2 separate regions of the Homo sapiens genome follow, and region 1 is linked to region 2. A link is a loop called in an ENCODE intact Hi-C map of the cell type or tissue named here. Cell type or tissue: IMR-90. All regions are shown on one strand.

What was found. Peaks named below come from ENCODE experiments on the same cell type or tissue, not always from the same donor. Only the 100,000 strongest peaks of a DNase experiment are listed, where the experiment ranks them.
Region 1: it touches region 2 in a loop (2.0-fold over the local background); 1 of 110 quality-filtered maps calls a loop at or near these places.

Annotation. Positions count from the first base shown.
Region 1 is chr2:237,994,055-237,999,054 of GRCh38, reverse strand. UBE2F (ubiquitin conjugating enzyme E2 F (putative)) reads right to left here. Exons shown (of 10, transcript NM_080678.3): 4 at 4,246-4,311. It overlaps UBE2F-SCLY (UBE2F-SCLY readthrough (NMD candidate)), which reads right to left. Exons shown (of 19, transcript NR_037904.1): 4 at 4,246-4,311. Among named protein-coding and RNA genes, the nearest start is that of UBE2F, 30 kb to the right of the region's middle. In IMR-90, no CTCF peak of the experiment used is centred here; a DNase peak (open chromatin) is centred at 2,924.
Region 2 is chr2:238,167,283-238,172,282 of GRCh38, reverse strand. ERFE (erythroferrone) reads right to left here. Exons shown (of 8, transcript NM_001291832.2): 8 at 3,393-5,000. ILKAP (ILK associated serine/threonine phosphatase) reads left to right here. Exons shown (of 12, transcript NM_030768.3): 11 at 1,259-1,340; 12 at 1,607-1,881. The coding sequence ends at 1,747. Among named protein-coding and RNA genes, the nearest start is that of ERFE, 11 kb to the right of the region's middle. In IMR-90, a CTCF peak has its summit at 2,883; DNase peaks (open chromatin) are centred at 2,192, 2,762 and 3,142; H3K27ac peaks cover 4,003 bases.

The DNA of each region.
Region 1 (5,000 bases), 170 kb after region 2:
AAAGACAGCATTTTTAAAAATGAGCAGAAAAGTCACAGAATGGGAGAAAATATCTGCAGCTCATGCATCTGACAAAAGACTTGTATTCAGACCACAGCACAAAATAAAAAGTTTTTTTAGGGCAAAAGACTGGGGCACTTCAGAAAGGACGATGTATAAATGGCCCGTAAATACATGAAAAGATACTCTACATCATCTGTCACTGGGAAATGCAAATAAAAACCCCAATGATATACCATTTCACACCCAAATGTTGATATATGTGTAGAACAATGGAAACTTCTCATACAGTGCTGGTCAGGGTATGGCACAACCACAGTGGAAAGTTTCTTAAAAGGTTAAACATGTTATCTTTCCTATGACTCAAAAATTCCACTCTTAGGTAGAATTAAAGAGAAAGGAAAACTATGAACACGAAAAGCTTGTAAAAAAAAAAAAAAAAGCTCACGGCAGTCAAACCTCATAGCTTTTGGTTTATTGATACTAGCCAAAACCTAGAAACTACTCAAATGTCTATCACTAGGAAGATAAATTATGACATATTCATTAAAATTCCATAAAAAGGGAATAAACTACTGATTCACACAACATGTGTAAATTTAAAACTATGTTAAGTGAAAGAAGTCAGAGACAAAGAGTACATATATAAGATTCCATTTACATATAAAAAATTCAAGAACAAGAAAAACTAATTTATGGAAATAAAAATCAGAAAGGAATTTTGGATGGTGGTGTAGGGGGCAAGGAACTGGCTGCAAAGAGGCAGAAGGAAACTTTGGGAATGATGGAAATGTTTTTCATCTTTATTGGGGTTATGGTTACATATGTGTATACATTTTCCAAATGTAAGCTATACATTTCAAATTAGTACATTTTATTGTTTATAATTTTATACCTCAGTAAAACTGATTATAAAATTTTTAATTTAAATTTAAAAAATTGTCATTGTTACTTAAAGCCATGTTCCCTTCAGCCTAAAACCATCACCACCATCACAGCAGGGCAGGCTGAGGTGACCTTCATCAACATGTCAGCCAGGCCACTCACTGAACAGGTCCAGTTTTTCAAACTGTCCCACTAACTTCACAGAAGCCTCCACGGGATATTTCAGGCTATCTTTTACGTTTTTGTTTTGTTTCATTTCACTTATTACTACTTTTTCTTGTTTTGCGAGATGATGTGGACGCTTTTTTTCTAAATTCGGTCCCTTTCTTTTCCCCATCACCAAATTACATTTCCATGTTTTTCTCTAAAGAGTGTATTTATTCCCAAGCATGAGCAACCACTCCAAAAGCAAACAAAACTATCAAAATGTTAGCAAGTGTGAACAGGAGCCAGATAAAGAGGTGTGAGCTGAAAATGCAGACGCAATTCTTCCACTCTTGACCATTCTAACCCCCAGATCATAGATATTAGTGAGTTTTCAGCCCTAGCTCCAGGATTACTGGCTACAAATGAGTCCATTTCAAAATCATTTTATTTCATATATTGTTAAAACTTCACAACTTAGACATATCACTGTAATTTGTTTTCAATATGAAGAGGAGCAGGATTCTAAAATTTTTTTTAAAAACCATGATATGAAGCAAGTTTTTCCGGTTGGCATATCTCGGCCACACTTCTCTTAATAATCAAAGGGCAGGCATCACCACAGCTTTCTAATTCACAGACATCACAAAATAAGGGCATATACACAGTATCTAAAAAGCATGCTGTGCACAGCTCAATGTTAATGTCCCTGAAGTACACTTATTAAAAATATGAATATTCAGGCATTAAGTATTTACAGGTACCAAGACACAAGTTACTTTTTATTTATTTTTTTTATTTTTTTTGAGACAGCTCTGTCGCTCAGGCTGGAGTGCACTGGGCCAATCTCAGCTCACTGCAACCTCCACCCCCTGGGTTCAAGCAATTCTCCTGCCTCAGCCTCCTGAGTAGCTGGGATTACAGGCACGCACCACCACCACACCGGGCTAATTTTTTTGTATGTTTAGTAGAAACGAGGTTTCACTATGTTGGCCTGGCTGGTCTCGAACTCCTGACCTCAAGTGATCCACCCACCTGGGCCTCCCAAAGTGCGGGAATTACAGGCATGAGCCACCGGGCCCAGCCACAGGTTACTTTTTAATCTGATAGAACAGTGAGTACAAAAACTGTAACAATTATGCTCCATTTTCAAGGACAATTCTAAGACCAACATCAAAGATGCTGTCATATATACAATAATCACAACATTAAAGTGATTCAGTAAAAAATTTCAGTTAAAAAATAAGGGGGGCTGGGCGCAGTGGCTCACACCTGTAATCCCAGCACTTTGGGAAGCCGAGGCTGGCAGATCACCTGAGGTTAGGAGTTTGAGACTAGCCTGGCCAACACAGTGAAATCCCATCTCTACTAAAAATACAAAAATTAGCTGGGCATGGTGGCGCATGCCTGTAATCCCAGCTACTCAGGAGGCTGAGGCAGGAGAATCACTTGAACCCGGAAGGCGAAGGTTGCAGTGAGCCCGAGATTGCGTCACTGCACTCCAGCCTGGGTGGCAGAGTGAGACTTGGTCTCAAAAAAAAAAAAAAAACGCGGAGGGGAGGCGGGGAAGAAACATTTATCCAGACTTGCCAGAAACCCAATCACATGACAGTAAAGAGCCTGGAAAAATCAACAAACATCTTTGAGTGGCCAAGGACCACAAAGCCCATGCTTGGGATGGGCAGAGCCACAGAATCCCTGATAGCCATTGAAAATGCCCTAGAAAGGCAGATGAAAGAAAATATTTTACTATAAACACACAAGTCTGAAATTAGTAAACAGAGAACCAATCTTAATCACTACAATGATTTCTGAGAATACCCTACATTACTTAACAGAATAGTAAATGATGTCCATAGCAGTGACCTTGAGTCACCAAGAAAGCATTAGAGTGTGCTCAATACCTCTCGTAAAAAACAGCACAATATGCAATGTGTTTTAGGAAGGCAGCCAAAGGATCGTTAGAGTTTTCATCATTTCACAGTTTAAAGCCCTTCACTACATTTATCTATAGATGTCAGGCATGTGGAACACTCTGCTTTCTAATGATGGTGTTCTATTTGGCATAAAGTACAGCTAATAGAAAAAACAAGAAAGAAAAGAAAAATATATACATAATGATGATGTTCTAGTATTAACTCCTATACCCAAGTACTCTCCTTATCTTAGAAGAATCAGTATCAGACTGATTTATACTTCCAGAGCCCTTTGTGGAACCATCACATAGATAAAATAGAATTTTTTTTAAGGTTTCAAGCATATTTTGATATTTTGAAACCAGGATTTCTTGTGCTATTATTATCAAACATCTTCCACAGAAAAAGCCCATCCTACCTACAGAGAGACAAGGCCGGGACTTATTTGTGGGTTCATTGCCACCTACCAAAATCCTGTATTCTTTTCCACATTTTAATTAGCTAGTGACTAATAATTCTCAGTTTCTCACTACCTTTCCATCCCCCAAATAAAATAACACCCTATATTTCCACCACCAAACGTCCTTCCCTCTTGTTAATTCCCCACAACAGCATCGACCGGTTGCCACCCACTGTCCAACATAAACACCAGTGGGTTGTGAAGTGTGGGAATCTGCAGCTCTTGGAGCTGCATTGTAACTAGAAAATATACAAGTCCTCCTCTTGCTGTCACTTTGACCAAGAAGAAATATGTTGCCATGCTGGGGCAGCTTAGGGATTAGACACTTATCCGTCTTACTGAGGACAGCTGGTAATCTTCTGTCTGCTTCTGTGTGCCAGACCCTGGGCTTAAGTGCTTTACCCACACTATCTGTTTAATCCCCACAACTGTCCTATGAGATAGGTCCTATTTGATCCCACTTTGTAGATAGGCAGGCTGTGGCTAAAAGGTTAAGCAACTTAACCAAGGTCACACTATTCCTACGTAAGGGAAAAGGATTGGAACCCACTTATGACTTCAGAGCCCACACTCTTCACTATACACCAACTGCCTCAGCTGTCATTAACTTTAGTTATATTTATACATCATTATTGAGAGTGTACACTGAATGCCTCAAATTCACTTTAATATGCTTTATTTCATTCACTATGAAGTATATATCTTATCTTCATATGAAATTGTTATTAATGTGTTAATCTTTTAAAAGCTAGAGGACAAACCAAAGCAAAGATTACAGGTTTGGGCAGCCTTTATAATTCGCTGTTTGAAATCACTTTAATACTTATGTAAGAATATTACCTGGGGTTACTGTTAGCTGAAAACAATGAAGCTTGTTTGGATCAGGAAAATGCACTTTACATGTACCTGCAAAAGAAACAGCACATCAGGAAGGTCTGGCAGTGAGCAGCAGTCCATATGTTGACGCTAACCTTTGAACACGTGTAAAGTTAGCGGTGCTACAGGGATTCGTATGGTTTATGGAAAGTTGGTAGATCTCCCTCCCTATTTGTCTGATAATAATCGTGCCAATACTCTAAAATTGCAAACCAGTGGTTTTTGTCATGTGCTTTTCTCCTTACAGTGTTTTACTAGTTAATTCCAAATAGAGATGTTTTCCTTCAACCTTTAAGTGGTCACTAAACCATTTATTTCAAGAATTATGCTACTGTACTTTGACAAGAAGAAACCATATCTCAGGGAGATTAATACATGCAGGCAAAGGCTAACTAAACACGAAAAAACCAGGAAAGAGCCCAGGTCAACTCTGTTGCCCTAGCACCACAGACATTCAGTCACCATGGTAAATGGAAGTTCTTTATAAAGAAGGGTGCTGGCCAGGCATGGTGGCTTACGCCTGTAATCCCAGCTACTTGGGAGGCTGAGGCAGGAGAATCACTTGAACCCAGGAGATGGAGGTTGCAGTGAGCCAAGATCGCGCCATTGCACTCCAGCTTGGGCAACAAGAGTGAAACTCTGCCTCAAAAAAAAAAAAAAAAAAGAAGAAGAAGAAGAAGAAGAGTGCGCCCAGGACTTAGCTCCCACCCAGCCAGAGT
Region 2 (5,000 bases):
GTCAGGAGTTTGAGGCCAGCCTGGCCAACATGGCAAAACCTCATCTCTACCAAAAATACAAAAATTAGCCAGGCGTGGTGGTGGGCGCCTGTAATCCCAGCTACTCAGGAGGCTGAGGCAGGAGAATCACTTGAACCTGGGAGGCGGAGGTTACAGTGAGCGAGATCATGCCATTGCTCTCCAGCCTGGGCAACAAGAGGGAAAGTCCGCCTCAACAACAACAGCAGCAGCAGCAACAAAAAACAAAGAAAAAAAAACACAAAAAAACCCCACAGATATTACAGTGAGAAAAGGAGGGTGGCTTATACCGCAAAGCTGTGGGGATGCGTATTCCCCACCCCCAATGCCAGGAAAACTAGAACTGTCACATTGAATCCATTGGTGTTCAGAAAGATTCCAGGGACGGTCTAGGGGGGTTTGATTCTGAAAGGGAGAGCATGTGGTTTTCAAACACAGGAACACGCACAGCTGCCCCTTCTTGGGCCTCGGTCTTGGATGCAGCCCCAAGCTGTGCAGTGTGTGCCCAAGGATGTTTCACCGAGGCTGGGCTCATTCTCAGCTTTATGTCTGGAAGTGGTGTAAGGCCTATGGTGTTATAAATTCTTGTATATTTACCATAACACCCATGTTTTTATTCAGTGATTTTTCTGGAGTTTGCCTAAGAAAGTACAGCACCTAATGTTTGAGGTAATTAATAATTCTGTTAATTGGCGAAGAGAAGGATAGTCTCAGTTTTGATGTATAACATCCTATCCACAAATACTTGTAAGTAGTTTAAACCTTTGTCTCAGAAATTAAGTGGGTTTAAACAAATCTTAGCCTGGCCAGGCGCTGTGGCTCATGCCTGTAATCCCAGCACTTTGGGAGGCTGAGGCAGGTGAATCACCTGAGGTTAGGAGTTTGAGACCAGCCTGGCCAACGTGGTGAAACCCTGTCTCTACTAAAAATACAAAAAATTACCCGGGCGTGGTGCCGGGCACCTGTAATCCCAGCTACTCAGGAGGCTGAGGCAGGAGAACAGCTTAAACTGGGAAGGTGGAGGTTGCAGTGAGCCAAGATTGCGTCATTGCACTCCAGCCTGGGCAACAAGAGTGAAACTCCATCTCAAAAAAAAAAAAAAAAGAAAAAAGAAAAAAAAAACCTTAGCCTTTGAATAGTTGGACAAATATTTATTTTATCTCCATCTCCAGGCCCTTTTTTTATTTTTTATTTTTTGGTTGGGCCTAAAACCCGTTTATATTTCTCCCTGGTGTTGTAGGTTCATTTTGTTGGCCTGTGATGGGCTCTTCAAGGTCTTTACCCCAGAAGAAGCCGTGAACTTCATCTTGTCCTGTCTCGAGGTGAGAAATCTCACACGGGGGTGGTGGTTGTCCCAATTGTGTCTTAGTTTTCAGAGAAGTAGAAGTTCTGAGACCCCATTTCCTCCCATTGTGGGACAGCCCTTGTGCCCTTTTTCAGTGTGAACTCTGCCTACTGACTCACTGGTCAGTTTGTCCTGCCAGCCCTGATGGAGACCAGAGCAGCTCTTCTTCCTGGCAGTCATGTCTCAGGAAAGTGACAGGGTGCGGGGTCACTCCATTCACTCATTCCCTTTCTCATCTGGTAGGATGAAAAGATCCAGACCCGGGAAGGGAAGTCCGCAGCCGACGCCCGCTACGAAGCAGCCTGCAACAGGCTGGCCAACAAGGCGGTGCAGCGGGGCTCGGCCGACAACGTCACTGTGATGGTGGTGCGGATAGGGCACTGAGGGGTGGCGCGCGGCCAGGAGCACGCATGGTATTGACTTAAAAGGTTCATTTTGTGTGTGTGCACATTGTGTGTTTTGTGTACTCCTGTGGGACTCCCATGGTTGTAAATAAAGGTTTCTCTTTTTTTTTCCTAGTCTTTTGAGTTATTATACTGTGAGCACCTCTTGACCCTTCAGAGATTGTGTTTGCTTTTGAATATGCTGTCTTTCCTTGTTAAAACCATTATAGGCATCTTGGACTGGCTCGTAGTGGCCTGCAGGCTGCTGGTTGTGTGATGTTTTGTAGTTCACGGGCATTTTGCTGTGCTTTCACTGTCATGATGACCCTGGTTGGGGAAGTGGCATGTTGCAATGAAGAGACCCAGGGGATGACTGGTTAGTCAAGGCTAGGCCCAGACCAGGGCTTTGGGAACCCTCTAGCTCTTTTCAGTTTTCCCTATGGAAATAGTGTTGCAAAATGTTACATAGCATGAGCTCAGGCTTAGCCAGGAAATAGACTCATAGACAAGGTTACTCATGCATCAGACCTGCCAGAAACAGTACAGAATTAGCCATTCTCATTCCATTGGTGAGAGCTGCAGTCTGGTGGAAGGAGTCTGTGGAGGACTCGGTTCAGTGGCTTCCATCTGGACTCCCTGGGTGTAGGTGTGCACCTTCCTGTTGGAGCAGGCAGCCGGCTGCTCAGCATGGCCCGGAAATTCTGCTTCCCACGTGAGGTAGGTGTGGGGAGTTGGCCCTGTGCTGGAATGAGGTTAATCTTTGCAATAACACCTCAAAGGGGGACACTTCTGTTAAAGATGTTAAAAGCATGAAAAGAGTGCATGAAGAATAATAAGCTCAGAAGAATAAGCTTTAAAATACTTTTCAAGCACTTGTTTATATAGAAAACGTCATCATTATGACTGTAAGTAGTTTTTAGTAAAGCAGCTCTTGGATCCTTTTGTGTAAATGTTTGGCTCAGGATGATGTAAGATTCTAAAAATTTGCGTTTTCAGAATCTGTTTTGTAATGTTCCCTGGCCCCCACCCAACACACACACATGGTTTTATCACCCAGTTGATTGAGTGGAATTGGTATCCATGCTGCGAGGACCTCAGTGGTAAAGGCTTCATGTAAACCTTAGATGCCTCCTGGGGGTCTGTTGTGTAAAAGCCACAAGTAAGAACTGAACGAAGTGTTGGTGCTGCCCCTTCCTTCCCCAGGGAGTTTTAAGAGCCAAGTACCCATTTCAGTTTGAGGACTGGGACATTGTACAGTGTGGCCTCATTGAAGAAAAGAGCCCTGGCACCCCAGAATCAGGAAATAGAACCATTCATTTGGTAACTATCTTCCTATAGCAAACCAGGTGTTTGCACACTGATGTCTGTGACTCATACATCCCTATGTCCCACTGTTCCCGAGAGGCTTGACCCTAGTTTCCCAGGAAGGTTCACTCCCAGCCTTCAAGGGAGTCCCTCCCACGTAGAGGCTGGAGGCCATCTCCACTTCACCTTCCAGGTTCCTCCTTACTGTGCTTAGTTTAGTGAACCTGGGCTAAAGGATTGATTCCGGATCTTAAGGTCTGCCTTTTGTTTTGTAACTGTTGTGTCACATAGTTCTTAAGTAAGTACTTGAACCACCCCACGAAGTCAGTTATATAAATATATTCCACTTGGCAGTATTTATTAGACAATAAATACTTTAATAAATTGCTGCATAACACACTGAGAAAAATGAAAGAGATGTGGATATGTGGCTTTTACAAGAGTGAAAGATAAGTTCTCTAGAATATCTGTGCCCAGTGGATACAAAGTGAAATCTAGATAAGGGCGTGGCCACATCACCCCCTTATCAAAACACACGGATGCAGTACCCAGGCCAGCCCAGTACTTCTAGGTAGGGTGGGTGTGAGTCCTACTGAGAATCGCACCAGGCCTTTCCCAGGGCAGAGTGTTTGGTTTTTGTGTGTTACTGCACTTGGGGATGGAGATGTTTGATTCGATGTTGGGGTTTGGAAGCTGGGCTCCTGGGGATCATTCGGGCCTGGTGGCAGCCACCTCATCCGGAGGCTAGTTAGTTAGAAGGTGAAGGTGACTGGCCATTGCTCCCTTCTCTCCCAGGCCTGAGCGCCCTTGCCAGACCAGCTTGGCTCCCAGGAGGTCCTGAGGCACCAGGTTCTTCGTAGCCTGTTGTGTGGGGAGGCAGTGGGTTAACTCTTCCTCAGCAGGTAGGAGGCCCTGGAGGTCGCTGCCGAGGGCCTTGTCCTCTTCACTACCTACTCTGGGACAGTCCTGTACTTTGGGGAAAATGTGGGAGGCTACATTTGAGGAGGCTGCGGGCTCACAGCCTGTGTGTCCTCATGAGAGCTGCCGTCCCCATCCCCAGGCCCCATCACTGCCACAGGAGCACAGCAGGCTTGGGACCAGCCCTCCCAAGACCACCCTTTCTCGGGACCATCTCTCGTCCACCACCTGTCCAATGTCAGCGCCGCATGGCCACCCAAGTGGGAAAGATGCTTGGGAGGCTCATCCCAGAGCCGCTGGACCCAGCCAGGCCCTGGCACCCCTGGTGGAAGACTCTGCTTCAGCTATTCGGATGATGGGTCAGCAGGCCCGGCTGTCTCCAATCTGTAAAGACGTTCTAGATCTTTCCTCTGGTGGGTGGCTCCTACCAGTGAGTCAGCACCTCAGAGGGGAGGGGAAAAGGGATCTCATCCACCTCTGGAGAGGGTGGAAGGGGCCTTGGCTGTGAAGATTTGCAGAGGAGGGGAAGAGTGGAGCTCCCATTTGGAAAGGCCTTCTGAGGTGAATTTGTGAGTTAATCTTGCACACATTAGAACTAGAAGCTGGGCCCAGACTTACTGTCCCCCAAAGGCCCTTGTCCAGTGCCCCTCTGGCCCAGGCTAGGCAGTGCTCAGCTCCACTGGCAGGTAGAACACGGTTAGGGGAGGGGCAGGGAAGACCAAGGAGCCCAGATGGAGACCAGGGGAGTGGTGAGTGACCCCGTCCCTTCTAAGCAGTAAGAACACACAGCGTACGTCCCTGTGGCAGCCCCCTCAGCCCTGCGTCAGCTGACCCTCTCCCAGGTAGGGGCCCTGGCTGGTGCACTTTGCACTCCATGAGAACATGAAGAGAGGTGGAAAAGGTGGGGCTGGGCACAGGAAAGACGCAGAGGCCATCTGGGCAGGTGCTGAGCAGGCCAGGAAAGAGTCGGCCTGCAGCTGGAGACTAGCAGGTGCCCCCAGGCACGCCGACTCTTTCTTTCCTGGATAAGA